Linked DNA regions of Homo sapiens: region 1 is linked to region 2. The links are chromatin contacts, found by Hi-C in ENCODE. All regions are on one chromosome and are shown on one strand. Each heading gives the region's core, a stretch centred on a gene start or an enhancer-like site at or near the end of the contact. The rest is flanking DNA. Distances are from core to core; before and after follow the strand shown.

Region 1 (3,810 bases), core at 829-3,328, 980 kb after region 2:
CTGAGGCCTAGAAGCTGGGGATTTACAAGATCCCAAGAACTCTGCCAGAGGTCCCTGCGTCAAAGCTCGAGCGGGTGTGATTCCAGGGAGGTCATCTGCTGAGGGGTGTCGGGAGATGCTGGGAAGGGGCAGGCATGCTGTGGAACTGGGCCGTTCCTGCCTCTCGCTCTGCCTCCTTGCCCTGCTCCCCGTCTGTAACACCTGAGCTGTACCTGGGCAAGTGTGAGTCATTTTTTAGCGTTGACGTCTCTCTGGGAGGAGTGTTCCCCTGTCAACGGCTGGAGTTTTGTCCTCAAGGCACCCTTTCGTGGCCCCATTGGACAGACAGGGACACTGAGGCCTCCGGAACCCACCATACTGAATTGTCAAGCAATCAAAAGACCCCTCACCCACCTGGGCTGACCCCTGGGGGAACGGGGATGAGGAAACTGAGGCTCTGGGGGCACCTGACCGTCGGTCCAAGGCCACACAGTGGGAGGGGCCGTACCGCGGGGCCTCAGACCTGCACCCGTCTGCAGAGCCACCCCACCATTGGAGCAGGGTTCAAGTCCCCCCCCCGGCCCCATATTCCCTGCAGGGGTCCAGGCACTCACCCACCACCTGTATCCCAGGCTGCTCCAGCCTCTGGCCAGTGCCCGATTCACCCAGGTGTTTGTGTGGCTGGAGACAGCCCTTTGTTCACGGTTTCCATAGGTACAGCGTCCCTGAGCGGCCCCTCCTCTGCCCCTCCCAGCCCTTGCCTGTGCAGGTCCTGGGTCCGGCCCATCCAGGGAGCTTGTTATGTTTCAAAGTTGGCGCCCTCGGACCTGCCGTAGTGGCAGAGGGCACAGCCCATGCAAAGGCCCTGAGAGAGGACCTCGCCTGGGGTGTTGGAGAAACAGGAGGAGGCCAGTGTGACTGGGGCAGAGCCACAGCGAGAGTCAGGCAGGTTATGAGCAGGGCCTGTATTCCTGCATCTGATCCCCCAGCAGCCCTCAACTTGGGGAGTTACGACCCACTCCTGTTTTACAGATGAGGAAACTGAGGCTCCGCAGAATTGAAAAACTGGTTCAAGATATCATGCGGGTGGCAGAGCTCAAACCTAGATTGGTCCAAGCTCCGCCACCACTGGGCTGGCCCCCCTGGGGCCTCCCAAGGCGTTCATCGCCTCCAGCTGAGCTGGGACTGGCTCAGGAAATAAACTCTGGCGGCCTGTTTACACCTGGGGCTGCTCCTCCACCAGCCCTTCCCCCCTCCATAGAGAAGGTGCTGGGAAATGTGAGGATGCAGAGAAAACAGATTCTGTCCTGCCTCTGTCCCCACTTCCCTGGACAAACATTGGAAGCATTGGCCTCTTTCTAGGCCTTAGTTTCCCATCCCAGGAAATGGGCCTAGTTCGACTTCACAGAAAAGGCCAGGAGGCGGCAGGTGTCCTTCAGATCACCTGCCAATTACCTTAGCAGCGACGGTCCCAGTTCACAGCTGGCAAAACTGAGGCCAAGTCCCCACAGGCCACTTGGGAGCTCATTAGGGGCCAGTCTGGGTGGGCCCGGGCTGGCCTAGGCCTGGCTCCCCGCCACCGATGCCTGGACCGATGCCTGGTTTAGCTAGAAGCTACAGTCATGCCCACCTCCGCACGGCTGGCCCAGCTGCCCACCGCCTGGAATGCCCTCAGGGTTCTGGAATCTGGCCTGAGCACCTGCGGCCCTACAGTTAAAGGGGGCAGAGTCCACTAGAGTCCACATGGGGGATGGGGGTGCTGGTCCCAGAGCAGAGCCCCACGCCAAGGGGGGCAATTGAGACTCAATCTGTCTCCCCCTAACCTATACAGCGAGAGTGACAGAGAGACAGACGGAAACTGAGGCAGGAATGTAGACGGACAGGCGGTGGGGTGCAGAAGCATTAAGGGGCGGGAGAGACAGAGGGCGGCCAGGTGGCCCCCGAGATGCGCTGAAATGGGGGGCGCCCCGGCACTGCTCGCTCACCTACTCTCGAAGCAGAGTCCGTACGTCCAACCGTCGGGGGTCCGTCCAGCCGCCTCCGTGGGCCGGGGCCGTTGCCGCGGCGGTGGGAGCAGCGCCGGAGCCGGGGCCGGGGCCGGGGCGGGGCGGGCAGCGCGGCCCCGCCCTCCACTCGCCTCGCCCCTCGGCAGGCCACGCCCTCCACTCGCCCCGCCCGCGCGGAAGGGACCGGAGAGTTGCCAGGCCTGGGGGGCGGGCCGAGCGCTCCGGATTAGCCAATGACAGGGCGGGCAATGTACGAAAAGGCCAATGGGAGCAGGGCACTGCGACGGGGGGGAAGTGGGGGGAAGGGGCGGAGCCTGGGGGCGGGGTCAGGCGGCTCTGGGGGATTCCTCCGGAATCGCGAAGGGGCCCGGATGCGGGGGCGAGGCCGTCGTGGGGGTGCCGGCCACAGAAAAGGGAAGAGATAAGAGTACGAGACAGACAGAGAACCTGGGGAGGGAGGCACAGAGACACCAACAGGAAGAGACCAGAGAGCCAAAAGGCAAAACAGACCAACCACGTGGTTCTGCACGGGCCCCTTCCTCCTTCTGGGGCTAGTTTACCCGCCTGGGTAATAGGAATTTCGGCAGAAGCGTGTTTCTCAAAGTACGGCCTCGGGGAACCCTTCGCGTCAGAAAGATCTGAGAGTCCATTTTAAAATGCAGATTCCAACTAGGTGTGGTGCCTCACGCCTGGAATCCCAGCACTTTGGGAGGCCAAGGCAGGAGGATCCCTTGAGCCCAGGAGTTTGAAACCAGCCTGGGCAACCTAGGGAGACCCTGTCTCTACAAAAAAAAAAAAAAAAAGAAAGAAAGAAAAAGAAGAAGATCAAAATAAGTTAAAATTTTAAAAATACAGAGTTCTGTGCCACAAGAAGGGATGAATCTAACCCAGGGTTGTGGGGCTATAGATGAATCTTTGGGGTGAGGTGGAGGGCTCCTGGAGACCTCATCAGAGGATCCCCAGGTCCAGCCTCGATTTCCGTAGGAATGAGCCTGCAGGACACACAGGAGCCTCCCGGCTGCGCAGCGCCAGCTGGGGTCCCCCGGGGAGGATGCAGCTGTGAGTCCTGGGAACCAGGCCCTGGAGCTGCTCCCAGGTCCCCTGCAGCACCATTTCCGCCCTGCAGCCCAACTCTGGGTCCCGGTTGCAGCTAGGGCCTAGGGAGCCCATAGCAACCTCGCTGCTTCTTCCTCCAGGAAGCCAGACAACAAATTGTTGAGGGCCTGTTGTGTGTCCTGACCTGCACACGGGATTCAGGAAGACCGAGGCACAGGCCTCAGGAGGCAAAAGTAAGTTAAATATCTCATTGGCTGGGCCCGGTGGCTCACCCCTGTAATCCCAGCACTTTGGGAGGCCGAGGTGGGCGGATCACCTGAGGTCAGGAGTTTGAGACCAGCCTGGACAACATCGTGGAACCCCGTCTCTACTAAAAATACAAAAATTAGCCGGGTGTGGTGGCACATGCCTGTAATCCCAGCTACTCAGGAGGCTGAGGCAGGGGAATCGCTTGAACTCTGGAGGCAGAGGTTGCAGTGAGCCAAGATCGGGCCACTGCACTCCAGCCGGGGCGACAGAGCAAAATTCCATCTCAAAAAATAAAACATACAAAAAAAAAAAATTAGCTGGTCGTGGTGGTGCACGCCTGTAGTCCCAGCTACTCGGGAGGCTGAGGTGCTAGAATTGCTTGAACCCCAGAGGCAGAGATTGCAGTGAGCCGAGATCGCGGCACTGCACTCCAGCCTGGGCTACAAAGCAAGAGTCCATCTCAAAAAATAAAAAATAAAGCAAAAATATGAAAAAATTAGCCAGGAGTGGTGGTGCACGC
Region 2 (3,741 bases), core at 526-3,025:
TCTGGGTAAATATGTAGATCAGTGGGCTTCCTGCCTTATCTGAGTAAAGAGAATCCATAGTGAAAAGAAACACAAGCTTGAGCTTTTAAAAGGCCCATGTGACTCTGGCCGAGACAACTATCCACCCTTGAGCCCAGGGTTTCTCATCAGGAAAAAAAAAAAAAAAAAAATCCCTACTTCTTCTCATCACCAATTAATAATAAAGCCCTGTGATCTCCGTAGTTCCGGAGTCAGGATGGTGGGATGTGTCAACAGCCCCACTGCCTGCAGGGGCTGGGGGGTGGGCGGCCAGGCGGAGCAACTACAGGGGAGAGGTCCCAGAGTAGCCAGGTGGAAAAAAGGCAGAGAAAAAAAGCTACAGGAATAAGGAAACCGCAGGTGGCTAACCTTTACTTGCCTCTCTGCTTTTCCTAGGGATCCCTTTGAATCCCCCAAGGGAGGCGTTAGAGCCCCCGATCTGCAAATGAGGACTCGTGGTGGCACAGAGAGGAAAAGCGAATCGTGATGGCAACCACACACCGAGTGTTTACATGCGCCAGGCAGCACGCCAAGCCTGCTCCACGCAAACTTATTTAATCCCCAAATCAAAGTCCTATTGCTTTTTTGCTTCTTACAGGAGAAAAAAAAAAAAAAAGAATAGAAAAGAGGACTCAGAAGGGGTTCAAGGTCTCCTATGCCCAAGATCAGGCCACCGAGAGCTGGCAGGGTCCCCAAGTCCAGAGAGACTGACGGAGCTGGGGGAGCCCAGGCTCTGCCCGCCTCCCGGGCAGTTCTGAGGCTGGTTTTAAAGTCCACCCGGGGTCTCCCCTCATTTCACATTTCTGATCACTACCGTCAACACCACTTTTCCTTCCTGCCACGTTACTTCACCGAGCGAGTACCGGCAAACCGTGAAAACTGGATTGTGGTGGGTTTTTTTCTATTTTTCCCTTTGAGTATGTCCTACGGGTGTTTCCTTTGTAAATCAGCCCCGATTCAGGCTGGTCGGTCCCCTGTGGGTCACAAAGCATCTTCCCTGGGGAAACCAAGCAGCCGAATCAGGAATCCCAGGGCCTGGGTTCAAATCCCGACGCTGCCCGTCCTCGGCCGTGTGACCTTGGCCGAGTCCCTTCCCCTCGCCTGGGAAGTGAGGGTTTCAGGGTCTCCCCTCCAGGTACGGAGGAGGGGACGAGACGAGGGGAGAACCCTCCTCTCAGTGGACGATGTCACCCGTCACCGTTTCTCCTGCACGCGTGCCGTTTTTGTGGTTCTCCTGGCCCCATTGCGGCGTTAGGATTTGAACCCAGGCCCAGCCGGCCAAGGAACTCTCTCCGGGGCCTCGGAGGAGCCGGGGGACGCGAGAGCGCCAGGTCCGGCGAGGCCGCGAACGCGGCCGGGGGCGGACGCCAGGGCCCGCGAGCCACCGTCGCGGCCAAGAGGACCCCAGACCCACCCTGTGCCCGCCCTCGGGGCCCCAAATCCACCTTCTTCAGCCGCTCCATCAAAACGCTCTTGTTGCCGCTCGAGTCCACATTCCGTTTCCTCAGCTCCGCCCGCAGATCGATCACTCGCAGGTCGCTGAGGCGCCGCGTCCCGGTCTCTGACGAGGCGGAGCTCAGAGCCGCCGCGCCCGCCGCTCCAGAATCACCTAGGCCTGACAGAGTCTCCGCCATTCCAGGGACCCTGGCTCCGCCGCCCACTTTCCACAGAACCGGGCCGGTTTTATCAGGCTCCTAGCACAAAATGGCGCCGCCTGCGAGGGAACCGCTCCAGTCGCCCCAGCGCGCCTCGCTTCTGCGCAGGCGCACCAAGCGTAGGTTCTAGTATCCCGGTTGCAACTGCACATGCGCAGTGAGAACAACGCGGGGATGTGCGCAGACGCGTTGCGTCTCGTCAGCCTCCCGCCGGGAACTGCCGGGACGCATGCGAGCTGCAGATTCAGCGCTTGCGCGTTGTGCCGGGGAACCCGCGGTTGGTGGACGCGCGAGCGTCCTTGCTGCTAAGTACGCTAGTGGGGGCGGTGCGCGTGCGCGTGCGCGGCCGCAAAGCGGGGCGGGAGGAAACGAGTGCGTTTTCCTCTTAGGCGGCGCCATTTTGTGTTCAGAGCCGCTATAGCTGCCGGCGGTGTGCGACTGAGTCGGTGGCGAAGACGGGAACGCGACGATGGCGGAGACTCTGCCCGGGTCGGGCGACTCGGGCCCTGGCACGGCTTCTCTCGGCCCGGGCGTTGCGGAGACTGGGACGAGGCGGCTCAGCGAGCTGCGGGTGATCGATCTGCGGGCGGAGCTGAAGAAGCGGAACCTGGACACGGGCGGCAACAAGAGCGTCCTGATGGAGCGGCTCAAGAAGGTGAGGCGGCGCGGGGCTCGGGGGTGGCGCAGGAGGCCCGGGCACGCCCCCGCCTGCACCTGTCACCGCGGCTCCCGGACCCGGGGCGCCCTGGGTTCGCCCCGCGTCTTGGCCGACCCCGGTTCGAGGTGTCGGGCACCCAGGGGGCCGGCTGTGTGACCTTGGCCCGTCACCGCTCCTCTCTGTGCCTCCCTTCCTATCCTCTTTCCACCTTTTCTCCTCAAGCGCGCTCAGCGTGCGGTCTTCTCCGCTACCAGGGTGGCCCCGGGACCCCTCCTGGGGCTCCCGATCGAGCCTTGGCTCTGTGACCTTGGGCAGGTGCCTTTCTCTCTGTGCCTCAGTTTCCTCCTCCGGAGAATGGGTGTCTGGCGGACTCCAGAGCATTTACAGGAAAGGGGGCGGTGCTTGTTCTTGCCCCAGGGCTTTGGCCTTTACGAAGCTGTCCACCCGGGTCCCCCAGATCTTCTCGTGGCCGGCCCCTTGTTGTCATTTTGGGTCTGCCTGAGACATCACCTTCCTGAGCGCCCTTCCTAATGCGCTGCCCCACCTCCTTGCCAGCTCATCCTGCGTTTGTGTCGCACCTCGCTGAAAGCAGGGGCTAAATGCAAAATATTAAGGGGTTGGGAATTGTCTGTTTCCGCAACTGGAACAAACAACTTGAGCATAGGGAGGGAGCTTGTGGGTACCCAGTCCTGGACCCGGCAGGTGGCAGGCACTGAGGGACCTGTTGAATCTCCCCAGGCTGGCTGCTGTTCCTCCTCACCAGCGGTGGCCAGCCCTTCACCGAGGCCGGGCCAAGTGCAGCCTCTCTGTTCTAATTTGTCCCATCATATAACTTTAAAGTCGAAGGTTTGGCATTGTCGAGTTGAGTTGCCATTTTGGAACTGGTCCTTGACCCCAATTCTGGAGCTCCTGCTCACAGCCTCCCTCTCCTTTGTCATTTGGACCCAGAGAGACCCAAGTTGTGCGGGGTTCCTCCTCCGCCTTTTGGGCTTGCGGCCCAGATAGCTGACCCGGAGTTGCTCTTTGCAAGGACGGGTTTGCCTTTGTTTCATGGGAGGTTGTTACTTGTAAGGAACAGTGTGTGCCCTGCAGCTCTTAATGATGTTGTAAAACTCATCTCTCCCTAATAGGCGGTTAAAGAAGAGGGGCAAGATCCTGATGAAATTGGCATCGAGTTAGAAGCCACCAGCAAGAAGTCAGCCAAGAGATGTGTTAAAGGTATTGTACATATGCTGCTTGGGGCTTGAGTGTTCAGAGAATTTAGAGAAATGGTGTGTAGTGTGCTCTTCCCGCCTTCTAGGCTGGGAGAATTTCTCTGGTACTCGGTGTCCCTCCACTAAGAGTTAGCTTTGCTCGTCACCACCTAACAGGTAGCTCTGTCAAGGGCACAGGGAGGAGGAAAGAGATGTA

The links. Hi-C counts contacts between places; a loop is a spot of excess contacts on that map. Pooled maps may share reads with other maps.
Region 1: a loop to region 2 is called in a pooled map, with 16 times the contacts of the local background. The contact joins the promoter of TNFAIP8L1 here to the promoter of SAFB in region 2. A Hi-C loop is called at or near these places in 8 of 50 pooled maps.

What each region holds. Positions count from the first base shown.
Region 1 is chr19:4,637,784-4,641,593 of GRCh38, reverse strand. TNFAIP8L1 (TNF alpha induced protein 8 like 1) reads right to left here and starts at 2,078. Exons shown (of 2, transcript NM_152362.3): 1 at 1,965-2,078. RefSeq lists an enhancer at 1,078-2,077 and silencers at 1,978-2,417, 2,478-2,557.
Region 2 is chr19:5,621,117-5,624,857 of GRCh38, reverse strand. SAFB (scaffold attachment factor B) reads right to left here and starts at 1,775. Exons shown (of 21, transcript NM_001201338.2): 1 at 1,464-1,775. The coding sequence starts at 1,652. It overlaps SAFB2 (scaffold attachment factor B2), which reads left to right and starts at 2,082. Exons shown (of 21, transcript NM_014649.3): 1 at 2,082-2,328; 2 at 3,462-3,549. The coding sequence starts at 2,143. RefSeq lists enhancers at 613-1,344, 1,345-2,077, 1,998-2,337, 2,811-3,543 and silencers at 1,318-1,367, 2,338-2,457, 3,462-3,682.